Linked DNA regions of Homo sapiens: region 2 is linked to region 1. A link is an interaction called in ENCODE POLR2A ChIA-PET data of the cell type or tissue named here. Cell type or tissue: OCI-LY7. All regions are shown on one strand. Each heading gives the region's core, and the rest is flanking DNA. Links, peaks and the distances in the headings are about the cores only. Region 1 has its middle 5.5 kb from the start of RLN3. Region 2 overlaps DNAJB1 (DnaJ heat shock protein family (Hsp40) member B1).

Region 1 (9,810 bases), core at 6,632-9,131:
CTGTCTCAGCCTCCCAAAGTGCTGGGATTACAGATATGAGCCACAGCCCTCAGCTGCTCAAAGCATTTTATATCTCTGTAATGTATTTGATTCTCCCAACAACCCAGGGTAATGGTTCTCAAATGTGAGTGAGCTTCAGAATCTTTGGGTAGGCTTGTTAAAACAGAAATCAGGCCAGGCGCGGTGGCTCACGCCTGTAATCCCAGCACTTTGGGAGGCCATGGCAGGAGGATTACCTGAGGTCCGGAGTTCGAGACCAGCCTGGCCAACATGGTGAAACCCCGCCTCTACTAAAAATACAAAAAATTAGCCGGGTGTGGTGGCTCATGTCTGTAGCCCCAGCTCCTTGGGAGGCTGAGGCAGGAGAATTGCTTGAACCTGGGAGGTGGAGGTTGCAGTGAGCTGAGATGGCGCCACTGCACTTCAGCCTGGGCAACAGAGTGAGACTCTGTCTCAAAAACAAACAAACAAAACACATATCTTTGTGTCCTACCTGCAGAGCTCCTGACTCAACAGGTATGGAACATATCTAAGAATCTGCATTTCCAACCAGTTCCCAGGTGACATTGATCCTGCTGGTTCAGAAACCAGACTTTTTTTTTTTTCTTTTTTTCAGAGACAGGGTCTGGCTATGTTGCCCAGGCTGGATTGTAGTGGTGGCAACATAGCTCACTGCAGCCTTGAATTCCCGGGTTCAAATGATCCTCCCACCTCAGCCTCCTAAGTAGCTGGGACTACAGGTGTGTACCACCATGCTCAGCTAATTTTTGTATTTTTTGTAGAGATGAGACCTCACAATGTTGCCCGGGCTGGTCTCAAACTCTTGGACTCAAGGGACCCAAATGCGTCAGACTCTCGAAGTGCTGGGATTGGCTGGACACAGTGGTTCACACCTGTAATCCCAGCACTTTGGGAGGTCGAGGCGGGTGGATCACCTGAGGTCAGGAGTTTGAGACCAGCCTGGCCAACATGATGAAACCCTGTCTCTATTAAAAATATAAAAATTAGCCGGGCATGGTGGCGGGTGCCTGTAATCCCAGCTACTGAGAAGGCTGAGGCAGGAGAATCGCTTGAACCCAGGAGGCAGAGGTTGCAGTGAGCCAAGATTGTGTCATTGCACTCCAGCCTGGAGCACCACGCCCAGCCCAGAAACCACAGTTTCTTTCTTTCTTTTTTTTTTTTTTTTGAGATGGAGTCTCGCACTGTCGCCCAGGCTGGAGTGCAGTGGCATGATCTCGGCTCACTGCAAGCTCCCCACTTCCCAGGTTCACGCCATTCTCCTGCCTCAGCCTCCCGAGTAGCTGGGACTACAGGCGCCCGCCACCACGCCCGGCTAATTTTTTGTATTTTTAGTAGAGACGGGGTTTCACTGTGTTAGCCAGGATGGTCTCGATCTCCTGACCTCGTGATCCGCCCGCCTCGACCTCCCAAAGTGCTGGGATTACAGGCGTGAGACACTGCGCCCGGCGGAAACCACACTTTTAAGAGCATGGGGTTATGAATTCAGGACTAAGATAATTCTCATATTACAAATGAGGAAACGGAGACACAGAAGGGTGTCCTGAGGCAGCAGATCCTAACGTTTTTGACGCCAGAAACCGGTTTCGTGGAAGACAATTTTTCCATGGATGGAGTGTCAAGTGGATGGTTTCGGGATGATTCAAGCGTATCACTTTTTTTTTTTTTTTTTTTTTTTTTGAGATGGAGTCTTGCTGTGTCACCAGGCTGGAGTGCAATGGCGCAATCTTGGCTCACTGCAACTTCTGCCTCCCAGGTTCAAGCGATTCTCCTGCCTCAGCTTCCGAGTAGCTGGGACTACAGGCATATGCCACCACGCCCAGCTAATTTTTGTATTTTTAGTAGAGACGAGGTTTCACCATGTTGTCCAGGTTGGTCCCGATCTCTTGACCTCATGATCCGTCCACCTCGGCCTCCCAAAGTGCTGGGACTACAGGCATGAGCCACCGCGCCTGGCCAAGCGCATCACATTTATTGTGCACTTTATTTCTATTATTATTATACTGTAGTTGTATATTGAAATAATCATACAACTCACCATAATGTAAAATTAGTGGCAGTGGCCAGGCACAGTGGCTCATGCCTGTAATCCTAGAACTTTGGGCAGCTGAGGCGGGCGAGTCACTTGAGGTCAGGAGTTCGAGACCAGCCTGGCCGACATGGTCAAACCCCATCTCTACTAATAGTACAAAAATTAGCTGGGCATGGTGGCACATGCCTGTAATCCCAGTTACTCAGGAGTCTGAGGCAGGAGACTCACTTGAACCCAGGAGGCAGAGTCTGCAGTGAGCCGAGATTGAGCCACTGTGCATCAGCGTGGGCGACAGAGTGAGACTTTGTCACAAAAAATAATCATCATCATCATAATAAAATAAAAATATATATATTGAGAGGCTGGGAATGATGGCTCACGCCTGTAATTCCGGAACTTTGGGCAGCCAAGGCAGGAGGATTGCTTGAACCCAAGAGTTCCAGACCAGCCTGGGCAACAGGTGAAACCCCACCTCTACAAATAATGTAAAAATTAGCCAGGTGTGGTGGCACACATCTGTGATCCCAGCTACTCAGGAGGCTGAGGTGGGAAGATCACTTTTGCCTAAGCGTTCAAGGCTGCCATGAGCTGAGATTGCATCACTGCACTCCAGCCTGTACAACGGAGCCAAACCTTGTCTAAAAAAAAAAAAAATTGAGGCCGGGCATGGTGGCTCATGCCTGTAATCCCAGCACTTTGGGAGGCTGAGGAGGACGGATCACTTGAGGTCAAGAGTTTGAGACCAGCCTGGCCAACACGGTGAAACCCGTCTCTACTAAAAATACAAAAATTTGCTGGGCATGGTGGCAGATGCCTGTAATCCCAGCTACTCAGGAGGCTGAGGCAGGAGAATCTCTTGAACCTGGGAGTCGGAGGATGCAGTGAGCGGAGATCACGCCATTGCACTCCAGCCTGGGCAACAAGAGCGAAACTCTGTCTCAAAAAAAAAAAAAAAAAGAGAGAGATAACATCCATATAAAATAAAACTAACCAGGCCAGGTACGGTGGCTCACGTCTGTAATCCCAGCACTTTGGGAGGCCAAGGCGGGCAGATCACTTGAGTTCAGGAGTTTGAGACCAGCCTGTCCACCGTAGTGTAAAACCCAGTCTCTAACAAAAATACAAAAATTAGCCAGGTGGGAAACAGGTGGTTTACAAATGTAAACCACTGCGGCCAGTCTTTCTTTTTTAAAGAGATGAGGCCTAACTATGTTGCCCAGGCTGATCTGGAACTCCTGAGCTCAAGTGATCCTCCCCCTTTGGCCTCCCAAAGTGCTAGGACTACAGGCATGAGCCACCAGGCACAGCTATGTTAATGTCAATTTCACCTCGACTTTAAAACACAGCAAAAACAAGGGCTCTGGTAAGGGGGGCAAGCTTGGCTTCAAATTCCACCTCTGCCTCTTTCCTGCTGTGTGACCTTGGCCAAGTCACTTAAACTCTCTGTGCCTTGGTTTCCTCACTTGCAAAATGGGAAAGATTTAATGAGTGAGTCAAATTTTTACAACAATCTCCTGCATGAAGTAAGTGCTGTTTAAATGTTATTTCTACTGGACACGTTCCCTTTGGATTAGAACTTCATCTCTTTGTCCTTTTCTCTGTCACAAACTCCTGGCCCCAGTTGCCTGCTGTGGATGTCACAGGCCAAGGGCAACCTTCCGGAGGCAGAGGTCACCTCTGATTGCTCTGTTTCTAAAGGGCTGGTGAATAATACTCTCTTCCCCTCGGCCTCTTCTCCAGGAACTTCCTGTAGGGAGGTACCCTCCTGCCCTTTTCTCCTGCGCCCCCAGTGCCTGGCCTGGGGAAGAACAAGCATTCAGGAAATATCTGCTGCCTGCCTGCCTGACTTAACTGATGGGCCTCAAACCAGAAGCCTCTTTTTTCTTTTTCTTTTCTTTTTTTTTTTTTTTTGACACAGGGTCTCACTCTGTCGCTCAGACTGGAGTGCAATGGAGTGATCTCGGCTCATCGCAGCCTCTGTCTCCAGGGTTCAAGCTATTCATGTGCCTCAGCCTCCCAAGTAGCTAGGACTGCAGGTGTGCGCCACCATGTCTGGTTAATTTTTGTATTTTTAGTAGAGACGGGGTTTTGCCATGTTGGCCAGGCTAGCCTCAAACTCTTGATCTCAAGTGATCTGCCCACCTCAGCCTCCCAAAGTGCTGGCGTGAGTCACTGCACCCAGCCCAGAAGCGTCTTTTGTGTCTCACATAGAATCAGAGTTTTGGGCCCAACATAGCTAGGTTCAAATCTCTGTTCCTGTGTATCCTTGGGCAAGACCCTATACCTCTCTGAGTTCATTGTGAAGATGGAGATGATAAGTATACCTGCTTCATGAGCCTCTTGGGGACTTTGGTGAAATTCTATAGAGTCCTAAGCATTCTGCACAGCACTCGTCGGTGTGGTGTGTAAATGGTGATCTGCAGAAATCTATGTCCACATCCTAAACCCTGGGATCTATAAATGTGATCTTACTAGAAAAAAGTATTTGAAACCAAGTGCGGTGGCTCACACCTGTAATCCCAGCACACTGGGAGGCCAAGGAGGACGGATCACCTGGGGTCAGGAGTTTGAGACCAGCCTGGCCAACACAGTGAAACCCTGTCTCTACTAAAAAATAAAAAAATTAGTCAGGCACGGTGGCAGGTGCCTGTAATCTCAGCTACTCAGGAGGCTGAGGCAGGAGGATTGCTTGAGCCCAGAAGGTCACGGCTGCAGTGAGCCATGATTGTGTCACCCAGCTTGGGTGACAGAGATCCTATCTTAAAACAAAACAAAACAAAACCTTAGCCAGGTGAGGTGATGTGTGCCTGTATTTCCAGCTACTTAGGAAGCTGAGGCCGGAGGAACACTTGAGCGTAAGAGTTTAAGACCAGCCTGGGCAAAATGTCAAGATCTGGCCTTTAAAAAATAGAAAATATTAGCCAGGCATGCATGCCTGTGGTCTCAGCTACTTGGAAGACCAAGGCAGGAGGATTGCTAGAGGCCAGGAGTTCCACACCAGCTTGGACAATACAGTGACACTCCCGTCTCTACAAATACAAAAATTAGCTGGGTATGGTGGTGTGTTCCTGTAGTCCCCTACACAGGAGGCTGAGGTGGGAGGATCGCTTGAGCCCAGGAATTTGAGACTGTAGTGAGCTGGGATGGTGTCACTGCACTCCAGCCTCGGCAACAGAGTGAGACCCTGTCTCAAAAAAAAAAAAGAAAGAAAGAAAAAGAAAAAGAGCTTTTGCAAATGTAATTAAGAATCTTTAGATGGCCTTGGGGGGTGGCTCATGCCTGTAATCCCAGGACTTCAGGAAGCTGAGGCAGGCAGATCACCTGAGGTCAGGAGTTCCAGACCAGCCTGGCCAACATGGTGAAACCCGGTCTCTACTGAAAATACAAAAATTAGCTGGGTGTGGTGACGGGCACCTGTAATATGAGCTACTCAGGAGGCTGATCCAGGAGAATCGCTTGAACCCGGGAGTCGGAGGTTGCATTGAACCCAGATCGCATGCCACTGCACTCCAGTCTGAGCAACACAGTGAGACTCCATTAAAAAAAAATTAAAAAGAACCTTAAGATGAGCTCAACCTGGATTATCTTCGTGGGCCCTAAATCCAATTATGAGTGTCCTTTTAAAAAACAAAAGAGTTGAAGACACAGACAAAAGAGGAAAGTTCATATGAAGACAGAGGCAGAAATTGGCTTAATGCCATTGAGGAAGCCAAGGAAGGCCTGGAGCCTCCAGAAGCTGGAAGAGGCAAGGAGGGACCCTCCCCTAGAGGCCTCAGAGGGGGCGCGGCCCTGCGACGCCTGCATTTCAGACTCCTGACAACCAGAACAGGAAGGGAATAAATGTTCATTGGTGTAAGCCACCTGGTTTGTGGACACTGGTTACAGCAGCTACAGTGAAATGAATATAGTCAGAACGGGAAATGTCACCTGCTAGGAATATGGGTGTCATGATGATTTTGTTCACTATAAAAATGCAAGCCAATTTTGCCAATTCTAAATAAAGCCCTGATTTCCAAACTTTATATATATAATATATATTTATAAGTTTATAAAATTATTATGATATACATTTATAAATTATAATATATCTATAATATACATAACATCTATAACATATAAATATATTTATATATCATATAATAAACATATTATATAATATGCATATATCATAATAAACATAATATGCATATATCATATATAAACATATTATATAATATGTTTATATATTATATAAACATATATAATATACTTATATATTGTATAATATATATTATATAAGTATACTTATATATTATAGATGTTATATATTATACTATATTCTATTATATAATATACTTATATATTATATAGAAATACATTTATATATTTATATATAAATATATTATAATTATAATAATATAGTATATTATAATATATAAATATATTCTACATAAATATATATGATATATTTATATATTTATATATATAATATAAATAGGTTATATAATATATTATATATATTTATATTTATGTATAATATATATATTTATTTTATATATATAATATATATAATATATATTATAAAATATATAATAAAATATTTATATATTTATTATATTATAATACAATATATAATATATAATATAAAATTATATATTATATTATATTAAGATAAGCTCATCCTGGATTATCTGGGTGGGCCCTAAATCCAATTATGAGTGTCCTTTTAAAAAAACAAAACAGTTGAAGATACAGACTGTATATATATATATATATATAAAATATATAAATATATGTGTTATATGTAATTATTATAAAAATATACATTATATATTAAATATAATTATTATATATCATGTATGATATATAATGTATATGATATATAATGTATATTATATATCATGTATAATCTATTATATGAGATATAATTTTATATTTATGTTATACAATATATCATAGCATTTATATATAACATATTATATAACATATTTATATAATATATAAATATTTTATTTATAGAATATGTTATAATATATTAATATATTATATTATAATTAATATATTATAATGTATTATGATATATAATATATAATATGTAATATAAATATGTTATATAATGTATAATATAGATTTATATTTCCTATCTCTGGGGACATGTTAAAAAAGTATACAAAAAATATATAATATATAATATGTAATATATACATTATATATTATATGTTACATTATGCTATATAAAATAAATACATAGCATAATGTAACATATTTTTATGATATATTATTTATATAATATAAATATAGCACATATAAATATAGCCTAGGACATAATGTAACATTTTTATAATATATTAATATATTGTATACAGAAATATATGTAAATTAATACATCTTATATTAATATAATTTAATTAGTATAATATAATTAATTAATATAATATATTACCTTAATATAAATTAATATGTTGTATACATATATGTATGTATACAATATATTAACATATTATATATAAATATATATTATATATATATTGAGATGGAGTCTTGCTCTGTCATCCAGGCTGGAGTGCAGTGGCACCATCTCAGTGCACTGCAATGTCCACCTCCTGGGTTCAAGTGATTCTCCTGTCTCAGCCTCCCGAGTAGCTGAAACTACAGGCACCCGCCACCACTCCCGGCTAATTTTTGTATTTTTATTAGAGATGGTGTTTCACCATGTTGGCCAGGGTAGTCTCAAACTCTTGGCCTCAAGTGATCCACCTGCCTCAGCCTCCCAAAGTGCTGAGGTTACAGACATGAGCCACTGTGCCCAGCAATACAATAAATATATATATATATATATATATATATATATATATATATATATATATATATATATTTTTTTTTTTTTTTTTTTTTTTTTTAAGAGACTGGAGTCTCGCTGTGTTGCCAGGCTGGTCTTAGTTCCCTTTCCTAAAGTGATCGTCCCACCTCAGCCTCCCAAATAGCTGGGATTAGAGGTCTGTATCACTGCCCTCAGCTTCTCCAAACTATTTAATTTATCTTCGAATAGTTAATACATTTACATGCTTCAAAAAGCAAAGCATATAAGGTTTATGAAGCAGCATCTGCCTTCCAAGTTTCAGTTCCTCCCCTTTCTCTCATGAATAACCACAGCTCTTAATTTCCTGAGTATCTTTCCAGAATTACTTTGTACACATGAAAACAAATATGAATACAGGTTTTTTTTTTCTTTATGAGACAGGGTCTCACTCCGTTGCCCAGGCTAGAGTCAGCAGCAATATCACGGCTCACTGCAGCCTCGATCTCCCGGGCTCAAGTTATCCTCCCACCTTAGCCGCCTGAGTAGCTGGGACCACAGATGCATACCACTCTCAGCTCATTTTTAAATTTTTTGTAGAGACAGGGTCTCAGTATGTGCCCCAGGCAGGTCTCAAACTCCTAGGCTTGCTTTATTTATTTATTTATTTATTTATTTTTTGAGACAGGGTCTTACTCTATCACCCAGGCTGAAGTGCAGTAGCACCATCCCAGCTCACTGTAGCCTTGACCTCCTGGGCTCAAGTGATCCTCCTGCCTCAGCCTCCCAGAGTAGCTGAGACCACAGGCACATGTCACCACGCCCAGCTAAATTTTTTTTTTTTTTTTTTTTGCAGAAACAGGGTTTCACCATGTTGCCCAGGCTGGTCTTAAACTCCTGAGTTCAAGCAACCTGCCTGCCTCATCCTCCCAAAGTGCTGGGATTATAGGTGTGAGCCATTGTGCCCCGCCAGTATGTTAAACCCATTTTTTTCCCTCTTTGGCTTTGTCTGGCTCTGGCTCTGTCACTCAGACTGGAGTGCAGTGGCACGATCATAGCTCACTGCAGTCTCAAACCCCTGGGATCAAGCCATCTTCCCACCTCAGCTCACTACTATGCTTGGCCAATATTTTTCTTTTTCTTGTTTTTTTTTTTCTTTTTTTTTTTAGAGACAGGGCCTCAATATTTTGCCCAGGCATGAGCTGCTGCACCTGGCCTAAACATTTTTTGTTAATGTGGCAAAATACATGTAAAATTTACCGTTTTAACATTTTTTTTTTCTTTTGGCATGGAGTTTTGCTCTTGTTGCGCAGGCTGGAGTGCAATGCCGCCATCTTGACTCGCTGCAGTCTCCACCTCCCAGGTTCCAGCGATTCTCCTGTCTCAGCCTCCCGAGTAGCTGGAATTACAGGCGTGCGCCACTACATCCAGCTAATGTGTTTTGTATTTTTAGTAGAGACGGGGTTTCACCATGTTGGCCAGGCTGGTCTTGAATCCTGACCTCAGGGGATCTCCCCACCTCGGGCTCCCAAAGTGCTGGGATTACAGGCGTGAGCACTGTGTCCGGCTGTTTTAACTATTTTTAAGTGTACGATTCAGTGGCATTACCCATATTTACATTATTGTGCAATCATCCATCTCCAGAACATTTTGTCTTCCCCAACCAAAACTCTGTCCCCATTAAACACTCTCTCCGTCCTTCCTCCTTCTACCCCTGGCAACCACCATACTACTTTCTACCCCTGTGAATTTTTTTTTTTTTCTTGAGGTGGAGTTTCCCTCCCATTGCACAGTCTGGAGTGCAGTGGCGCCATCTCGGCTCACTGCAACCTCCACCTCCTGGGTTAAAGTGATTCTCCTTCCTCAGCCTCCTGAGTAGCTGGGATTACAGGCACCCGCCACTACACCCAGGTAATTTTTTTTTTTTTTTTTTTTTTTTGAAACAGAGTCTCGCTCTGTCGCCAGGCTGGAATGCAGTGGTGCG
Region 2 (9,776 bases), core at 2,712-5,211, 490 kb before region 1:
CCAAGAGCCCGCCCGAAAGAAGCAAGATCCCCCAGTCACCCACGACCTTCGAGTCTCCCTTGAAGAGATCTACAGCGGCTGTACCAAGAAGATGAAAATCTCCCACAAGCGGCTAAACCCCGACGGAAAGAGCATTCGAAACGAAGACAAAATATTGACCATCGAAGTGAAGAAGGGGTGGAAAGAAGGAACCAAAATCACTTTCCCCAAGGAAGGAGACCAGACCTCCAACAACATTCCAGCTGATATCGTCTTTGTTTTAAAGGACAAGCCCCACAATATCTTTAAGAGAGATGGCTCTGATGTCATTTATCCTGCCAGGATCAGCCTCCGGGAGGTAAGGTGCCAGGTGGGGCGGTGTCTGTAGAGGGCGATGGCTGCTTTTTGAAGCAGTTTAGTATTTGCTGAACCAATGTGTTGGGGTGTGTGGTGCGTGCCAGGCTTGGGGCACAACAGTGAACAGGACTGACCAGGGCGCTGTTGTGGAGCTTTCGTGGTGGGGACGTGTAGATTTGGGGGCCAGGTCTTAGCTGCAGAGGCCTGATGGGTCTTATCTATGGCAGACGGCCTCTGGGCAAGAGCTGAGCCTCTTGAGCCAGCTTCCATCTAATGCTGTCCTTTTGCTTTTCAAGGCTCTGTGTGGCTGCACAGTGAACGTCCCCACTCTGGACGGCAGGACGATACCCGTCGTATTCAAAGATGTTATCAGGCCTGGCATGCGGCGAAAAGTTCCTGGAGAAGGCCTCCCCCTCCCCAAAACACCCGAGAAACGTGGGGACCTCATTATTGAGTTTGAAGTGATCTTCCCCGAAAGGATTCCCCAGACATCAAGAACCGTACTTGAGCAGGTTCTTCCAATATAGCTATCTGAGCTCCCCAAGGACTGACCAGGGACCTTTCCAGAGCTCAAGGATTTCTGGACCTTTCTACCAGTTGTGGACCATGAGAGGGTGGGAGGGCCCAGGGAGGGCTTTCGTACTGCTGAATGTTTTCCAGAGCATATATTACAATCTTTCAAAGTCGCACACTAGACTTCAGTGGTTTTTCGAGCTATAGGGCATCAGGTGGTGGGAACAGCAGGAAAAGGCATTCCAGTCTGCCCCACTGGGTCTGGCAGCCCTCCCGGGATGGGCCCACATCCACCTCCAGTCCCTGGCCAGGGGTGAGAGGCAGACCAGCAGATGGACTTGATCCCTCTGTGTCTTTTTGCTTCTGGCTGGTAGATAATGTCAACCTGCAGTCTTGATTCCCAGACCCTGTACACTCCTCCTTTTCTGTTGTGTGATCAGTTTGTGCTTTATTCTGTATTTGTCTCCCATGTCTTGCTCTTCTCCTGGAGAATTCTGTCTTCTCTTTGGCCATCTCAAATTGAGAACCTAAACTATTCCTGCAGAACTGCCTGGTTGGCGTCCACAAGCAATACCTCTCGTTCCAGCAGGACCAAGGGAGCCAGCCTCCAGTGAGTGACTCCAGCAAGTGCAGCCACCTCTCCCTTGATGGTCTGGGAGCCTGGCCTCAGCAAGGGGCCTTCCTGACCTCTGGCTCCAGTGAAGCTGAATGTCCTCACTTTGTGGGTCACACTCTTTACATTTCTGTAAGGCAATCTTGGCACACGTGGGGCTTACCAGTGGCCCAGGTAATTTTTTGTTTCATGGACTATGGACTCTTTCAAAGGGATCTGATCCTTTTGAATTTTGCACAGCCCTAGATACAATCCCTTTTGATAAAAGGGTCTTTGCTTCTGATTACAGGAGCACTGTGGAACGTCTGTAAATATGTTTTTATAATTCCATGTATAGTTGGTGTACACTCAAAACCTGTCCCCGGCAGCCAGTGCTCTCTGTATAGGGCCATAATGGAATTCTGAAGAAATCTTGGGGAGGGAAGGGGAGTTGGAACAAATGTCTGTTCCCTGGAGGCCAGTCCAGTGCTCAGACCTTTAGACTCATTGTAAGTTGCCACTGCCAACATGAGACCAAAGTGTGTGACTAGTCAATGAAGTGCGACAGCATTAAAGACTGATGCTAAACCTCAGGGGAGCGGTCCTGTGACTCTGTTTGAGGGTTCTGCTGGTTTTGGGGGTGGAGTGGGGAGCTGGGCATCCTTCCAAATTCAATCAAGGTGAGAGGGTGGGATGGGCAGGAGGCAAGTGCCCTGCAAGGGAAACGTAAGTCTCCCTTCCTCAGCCATAAGTGGGTTGGAGAACTTCTACCCAGACTCGGGGTCCAAAAAACCAGAGACCCAAGCACAGTGGCCTTGGGGATCATTTTTTGATGAAGGTTGGAGTCAAAGTAGCGGTGGGGAGAGGCAGGGTCTGGCTCCTAATTCTGCCTTTCTTCAGGGTCCCTGGCTTTTTCAGCAGACCTTGGCTCTGGGGCCAAGGGGCCAACCCAGGGTCTGGCCTCTTAATTCCTTATCACTCCTTCCCTGCTAGAACGGGCTGGGCGTCCTGAAGGCTGGCCAAACCGGAGCTCAAGGTCCTGCCCAGGACTAGCCCCACTGTAGAGAGGACCCATTTCCTGCCTTGGCTTTATTTGCAGGCTACTAAAGCTGCTTTTACTTTGTAACTTTCTTTAAAATAACTGGTTTTATTATAAAGTAATTGCTCAGGCTTAAAACAATGTATTGCTGCTTTGTTACAAAATGTTCTAAAGTGGAAACACTGTATATAGACCAGGAGCAGTGGCTCAGGCATGTAATCCCAGTACTTTGGGAGGCCAAGGTGGGTAGATCCCTTGAGCTCAGGAGTTTGAGACCAGCCTAGACAACATTGTGAAACCCCATCTCTACAAAATTTAAAAATTCAGCCGGAGAATGCAGCGTACACCTGTAGGGCCAGCTATTTATGGGACTGAGGCAGGAGGATCAATTGAGCCCAAGAGGTGGAGGCAGTAGCAAGCTGTGTTTGTGCCACTGCACTCCAACCTGGGTGACAAAGTGAGACCCTGTATCAAGAAAAAAAAACTAAAACACAGTATCCAAAAGTCAAACTGGGCCAGACGCAGTGGCTCACACCTGTAATCCCAGCACTTTGGGAGGCCAAGGCGGGCAGATCACCTGAGGTCAGGAGTTTCAGACCAGCCTGGCCAACATGGTGAAACCCCGTCTCTATTAAAACAAAAAGCCAGGCGTGGTGCACGTACCTGTAGTCCCATTTACTCAGGAGGCTGAGGCAGGAGAATCACTTGAACATGGGAGGCAGAGGTTGCAGTGAGCAAAGATCCCACCACTGCACTCCAGCCTGGGTGACAGAGCGAGGCTGTGTCTCACAAAAAAGTGTCAAGCTAAGAGTTGCTTTCCCTTCCCACTGAAACAGTTGAAGCGCTGAAAACAGGCTAGGGGCAGCCCTGCCAGTCCAGGAGAACTTTCTGCAATGACTAGAACGTTCTATATACCGTTTACTTAAACATCTTACAAATTCAATAAAATTAGAATCAGTTCCTCAGTCCTGCCACACTTCAGTTGCTTAGCAGCCACACATGTATGTGGCCAGTGGCAACTGTTGGACAAGTCAAGTCTAGAGGGCTTTTCCCTAAAGACATTGCAGGGGTGACTTTGAAGAGCAGCCACATTAAGCCAGGAGACGCCAGCCCAATCAGGAGGTGACCCTGGAATATCAAGAGCTAAGAGATGTTTACCAAAGTATCCCACACGCCAAGGTCACATTTATTGCGGAACTGACCTGACCTCATTGGTGACACAAATCCCAGGGCTGCCATCCCCACCCCCAAGTCTCCATTATACACCAAGTCCCTGTGAACTTCATACTGAAGTGTCACAAACATAAAGGTGCACGAAGCCTTGAGGTATATACAATTCTGGGAACTTCACAAAAAACACGGCCAAGCAACCTACCAGGTAGCAGTGTGAGGAGTGGGACGGTGGGATTTTGAGGGGAAAATCTTGGTGGTAAAAGGGCCCAAAGACCTTTCACACATGCATTTTTTTGCTCAAAGGCCACTACTTGGCTTGTCTATCTTGGCCGGATATCTGGTGCACCCACATGCAAACTTTTCCCAAAGTCTTGGGCTTGTTTTTTTTTTTTTTTTTTTTCAGACAGAGTCTCGCTCTATCCAAGCTGGAGCGCGGTGGTGCAATCTCGGCTCACTGCGATCTCCACCTTCCAGGTTCAAGCAATTCTCAGCCTTCCAAGTAGCTGAGATTACAGGCGTGCGCCACCACGCCAGGCTAATTTTTGTATTCTTAGTATAGAGATGGGGTTTCACCATGTTGGCCAGGCTGGCCTCAAACTCCTGACCTCAAGTGATCGGCGCCCCCTCGGCCTCACAAAGTGCTGGGATTACAGGTGTGAGCCACCGCACTCAGGATTTTTTTTTTAATTTCTTTTTTTGAAGACAGGATTTCACTCTGTTGTCCAGGCTGGAGTGCAGTGGTAGGATCATAGCTCACTGCAGCCTCAAACTCCTGGGCTCAAGCAATCCTCCCGCCTCTCAACCTCTTGAGTAGCTAGGACCACAGGCACTCCACACCACAACCAGCCAATTTGTCTAATTTTTGTAGAGATGATTTGTTGATATGTTAACTTTTTTGCGGGGAGGGGGATGGAGTCTTGCTCTGTTGCCTAGGCTGGAGTGCAGTGGTGCAATCTTGGCTCACTACAACCTCCACTTCCCGGGTTCAAGTGATTCTCCTGTCTCAGCCTCCTGAGTAGCTGGGACTACAGGCACATGACATCACGCCCAGCTAATTTTTGTATTTTTACTAGAGATGGGGTTTCATCATGTTGGTCGGGATGGTCTTGATCTCTTGACCTCGTGATGTGCCTGCTTTGGCCTCCCAAAGTGCTGGGATTACAGGCGTGAGCCACTTCTACCTTCCTTTTTTTTTTTTTTTTTTTTTAATTTTTTTTCCTGAGACGGAATCTTGCTCTTTTGCCCATGCTGGAGTGCAGTGGCGCAATCTCGGCTCACTGCAACCTCTGCCTCCTGGGTTCAAGCGATTCTCCTGCCTCAGCCTCCCGAGTAACTGGGATTACAGGCGTGTGCTACCATGCCTGGTTAATTTTTTATTTTTAGTAGAGACTGGGTTTCACCATGTTGGCCAGGCTGGTCTTGAACTCCTGACCTCAAGTGATCCACCTGCCTCGGCCTCCCAAAGTGCTGGGATGACAGGCGTGAACCTGCGCTGGCCGATATCTTGATATCTTGATATGTTGCTCTGGCCCCAAGCGATTCTCCCACCTTGGCCTCCCAAAGCTCTGGGATTATAGGCTCAGCCTTGGGCTTTCTTTAATGGATTTATTTCACTTTTCCATGCTGCATCTCTGATCAGGTCTCAGAGCTCCTTCCATGACAGGACGTGTGCAACTGACTCATTCTTTGACCCACCTGCATTACAATACCAGCAGTGTTTTTTTTTTATAATCATAGAACAGCACTCAATAGGTCCATTTGGCCTATGGTGAAAAGCCGAGTCCTCCCATCCTTCCCCTGGCCCTGAAGTTCCCCATCCTACTGCACCACTATAGACACTGGCATTGGCATCACAGATTTTTTTTTTTTTTTTTCCTTTTCTCATTTTTGAGACAGAGTCTCGGTCTGTCGCCAAGGCTGGAGTGCAGTGGTGCAATCTCGGCTCACTGCAACCTCTGCCTCCCAGGCTCAAACGACCCTCCTGGCTCAGCTTCCCTAGTAGCTGGGATTACAGGCGCGTACCACCACGCCCGGCTAATTTTTGTATTTTTAGTGGAGACAGGATTTCATCATGTTGGCCCAGGCTAGTCTCAAACTCCTGACCTCAAGTGATCCGCCCACCTCAGCCTCCCAAAGTGCTGGGATGACAGGCGTGAGTCACTGCACCCGGCCTTTTTTTCCTTTTTTAAAAAAACCATTTTTGTGCTTCCTCCAAGAGATGAGTCTGTGCTTACATAAGCATAAACACAATTTCTAAATTTTCAGTTTTATTTTTTGACTGTGTAATCACAATACAACACTGGAAAGGATACAGAGAGTGAAAGTCCTCCCTCCCACCCTACCATCCGATTCCACACCCCCGAACTGGATACGAATGTTCCCCGTCTCTCCTGCGCCTTTCCTGAGATGCTGCGGGGAATACATTTTTCTTTTTTTACACAAGGAGTACATACTGTACACTCCGCTTTTTTTTTTTTTTTTTCTCACACAAGATGCTGTGAACATAAAGAGCTTCCTCATTCCTGTGCTATTCCCCACCTTTATTCTGGCAGGTCCACCCAGCTGGGTGTGAAGATCTAAATTAGTGTTTGGCGACCCCTGACTCCTCTCACATCGTTCTTGCTTCCGGATTTGAGTCCCAGTTTGATTGCTTGCTTTTGTTTTTTTTCTTTTCTTTTCTTTTCTTTTCTTTCTTTTTTTTTTTTTTTTTTTTGACACGGAGTCTTGCCCTGTCACCCAGGCTGGAGTACAATGATGCAATCTCAGCTCACTGCAACCTCCGCCTCCCAAGTTCAAACAATTATCCTGCCTCAGCCTTCCGAGTAGTTGGGATTACAGGCACCCGCCACCACACCCAGCTAATTTTTGTATTTTTAGTAGAGATGGGGTTTCACCGTGTTGGTCAGGCTGGTCTCGAACTCCTGACCTCAGGTGATCCACCCTCCTAAAACGTTAGCTGAGCATTAGCCAGGTGTGGTGGCTCATGCTTGTAATCCCAGCTCTTTGGGAGGCCGAGGCGGATGGATCACTTGAGGTCAAGAGTTCAAGACCAGCCTGGCCAACGTGGTGAAACTCTGTCTCTACTAAAAATACAAAGCTGGGCGTGGTGGCAGGTGCCTGTAATCCCAGCTACTCAGGAGGCTGAGGCAGGAGAATCGCTTGAAACTGGGAGGTAGAGGCTGCAGTAAGCCCAGATCCCACCACTGCACACCAGCCTGGGTGACAGAGCAAGACTCTGTCTCGAAAAAAAAAAACAGAAGAAACGGGAAACAGAAGTGCAGCTCTCATAGAGATGCTGTGACATCTGGGTGAGTTAGTGCATTTAGGAAACAAAAGAACATAGCGATGAAGAACCCAGCTTCTGGGGTAGGGGGGTGCCAAGTCCAAGTTCTGCTCACCACATTTCCTCAAACAAATGACAAAACCTTTCAGAGCCTCAGTTTCTTCCCATGTATAACAGGACTAATCAAACATCGCAGCCCCTCCTTTCTCACTCTTCTGGAGCTAGAACTCAGACAGCTAATCCCTGAGAAGCGCTTTATCCAGGCCAGGAATAGAGCAAGTGTGAATAACATTAGCAAATATATCTAAAGCACTTGGCAGAAAACCTGCCCCAGGCCAGGCGGAGCAGGTCATGCCTGTAATCCCAGCACTATGGGAGACCACCATGGGTGGATCATTTGAGGTCAGGAGTTCGAGACCAGCCTGGCCAATGTGGTGAAACCCCATCTCTACTAAAAACTGAAACATTATATCTAAAAGTCAAGCTGGGCCGGGCACAGTGGCTCATGCCTGTAATCCCAGCACTTTGGGAGGCCAAGGCGGATGGCTCACCTGAGGTCAGGAGTTTCAGACCAGCCTGGCCAGCACAGTGAAACCCCGTCTCTACTAAAATTACAAAAATTCGCTGGGCATGGTGGCAGGCACCTGTAACCCCAGCTACTCCAGTGGCTGAGGCAGGAGAATTGCTTGAACCCAGGAGACAGAGGTTGCAGTGAGCTGAGATTGCCCCACTGCACTCCAGCCTTGGTGACAGAGTGAAACTCTGTCTCAAAAAAAAAAAAAAAGGAAAGAATAAAGGAAATCTCAATGCACCAAACTTCCACTAAATACTAAAAATGGGCCAGGCGCAGTGGCTCACGCCTGTAATCCCAGCACTTTGGGAGGCCGAGGTGGGTGGATCACCTGAGGTCAGCAGTTCGAGACCAGCCTGGACAACATGTTGAAACCCTGTCTCTACTAAAAATACAAAAATTAGCCAGGCGTGGTGGCAGGTGCCTGTAATCCCAATTACTCTGGAGGGTGAAGCAGGAGAATCGCTTGGACCTAGAAGGTGGAGGTTGCACTGAGCCAAGATTGTGCCACTGCACTCCAGCCTCGGTGACAGAGCAACACTCTGTCAAAAAAAAAGAAAGAAAGAAAGAAAGAAAAAAAAAACACCTAAAAATGGCACAACACAAACAAGAAGCATCTATCTATATTCTCTATTAAAATCTAGGCCTTGGCTGGGTACGGTGGCTTGCGCCTGTAATCCTAGAACTTTGGAAGGCTCAGCTGGGTGGATCACCTGAGGTCGAAATCTCGCCACTGCACTCCAGCCTGGGCGACAGAGTAAGACACTGTCTCAAAAAAAAAAAACAAAAAAACTAGGCCTTAAAGAGCATGCACTCATCTTCTCTCCCACAGACCTGAGAGCACTTTCTTTCTTTTTTTTTTTTTTTTTGAGAAGGAGTCTCACTCTGTCACCTAGGATGGAGTGCAGTGGCGCAATCTTGGCTCACTGCAACCTCTGCCCCCGAGGTTCAAGCGATTCTCCTGCCTCAGCCTCCTGGGTAGCTGGGATTACAGGTGCATGCTGCCACGCCCAGCTAATTTTTTATATTTTAGTAGAGACAGGGTTTCACCATGTTACCCAGGCTGGTCTCGAACTCTTGAGCTCAGGCAATCCACCCGCCTCAGCCTCACAAAGTGCTAGGATTACAGGCGTGAGCCACCCCTCCTGGCTGAAAGTACTTTCATAGTCTGTTGACATCACACTTGCCCAAGGGGAAGCAGAGGCTGATTTCTCAAACTCCCTGATTATTAGTTGAGACACCTTCCCTCTTTGTCAGTGGGGCAGGAGAGACAACGGCAGGAGAATACTAAAAAATGTCCCCCGCTTTGTGGCAACTGTGAGTTCCCTTGAGGTCACCAACTACATCCTAATAATCTGTATCACCAGTTGCCAGAGTGATGCTTGCCCCGGAACTGACCCTTTGAGTGTTTGTTAAGTGAGTAATTAAGTGACAAAGTAATTCAGACAAGAGGACCTGCAACATTTTTCCTACGATAGTTCATGTCATGGTATGTGCAGAGGAAGGATAACCCAGCCCTCGGGTCAGCTAGTAGTCCCCACCACCCTTGCCAGGGACCCCACCCCCATACCCCAATTCCTTCAGCTTTCCCACCAGGGAGAAGCAGATATTCAGTCCGGGAGAGCCCCTCTTTCCTGAGGGACCTGTTTCTTTTTTTCTTTTTCTTTTCTTTTTGTTTTTTTTTTTTTTTTTGAGACCGATACTTGCTCTGTCATCCAGGCTGGGGTGCAGTGGCATGATCTCAGCTCACTGCAACACCTACCTCCCAGATTCAAGCAATTCTCATGCCTCAGCCTCTTGAGTAGCTGCGACTACCGGCACCCACCATCACGCCCAGCTAATTTTTGTAATTTTAGTAGCAACGTGGTTTCACCATGTTGGCCAGGCTGGTCTCGAACTCCCGACCTCAGGTGATCTGCCTTACCTCGGCCTCCCAAAGTGCTGGGATTACAGGCGTGAGCCACCGCGCCTGGCATGGGGGACCTGTTTCTACTTCACAATCTGTAGACTAGTCTATGGGCACAGTTCCTGAGGGACACCTCAGTGCTAGGCTCAGGAGATGCGCCAAGCAGAAAACTTGGCCATCTGGCATAGGGGAGGGAGGATGGAGCTCGTGAAACTCACAGTCTCCTAGGAAACACACCTGTGGGTTTCCGTTTCCTAGGGCTGCCACAACAAACTGGGTGGCTTCAAACGACAAGTAATTTGTTGTTGGTGGTGGTGGTGTTGAGACAGAGTCTCACTCTGTCGCCCAGGCTGGAGTGCAGTG

The links. Peaks named below come from ENCODE experiments on the same cell type or tissue, not always from the same donor. Only the 100,000 strongest peaks of a DNase experiment are listed, where the experiment ranks them.
Region 2: POLR2A ChIA-PET joins it to region 1 with 5 read pairs; 5 of 35 experiments call an interaction of 5 or more read pairs at or near these places.

What each region holds. Positions count from the first base shown.
Region 1 is chr19:14,017,708-14,027,517 of GRCh38, reverse strand. No RefSeq gene overlaps it. Among named protein-coding and RNA genes, the nearest start is that of RLN3, 5.5 kb to the left of the region's middle. RefSeq lists enhancers at 3,005-3,505, 3,506-4,006 and a cis regulatory region at 3,603-4,002. In OCI-LY7, for the core only: no CTCF peak of the experiment used is centred there; DNase peaks (open chromatin) are centred at 8,187 and 8,587; H3K4me3 peaks cover 489 bases; H3K27ac peaks cover 1,538 bases.
Region 2 is chr19:14,507,027-14,516,802 of GRCh38, reverse strand. DNAJB1 (DnaJ heat shock protein family (Hsp40) member B1) reads left to right here. Exons shown (of 3, transcript NM_006145.3): 2 at 1-337; 3 at 633-2,034. The coding sequence ends at 863. Among named protein-coding and RNA genes, the nearest start is that of DNAJB1, 6.5 kb to the left of the region's middle. In OCI-LY7, for the core only: no CTCF peak of the experiment used is centred there; no DNase peak of the experiment used is centred there; H3K27ac peaks cover 252 bases.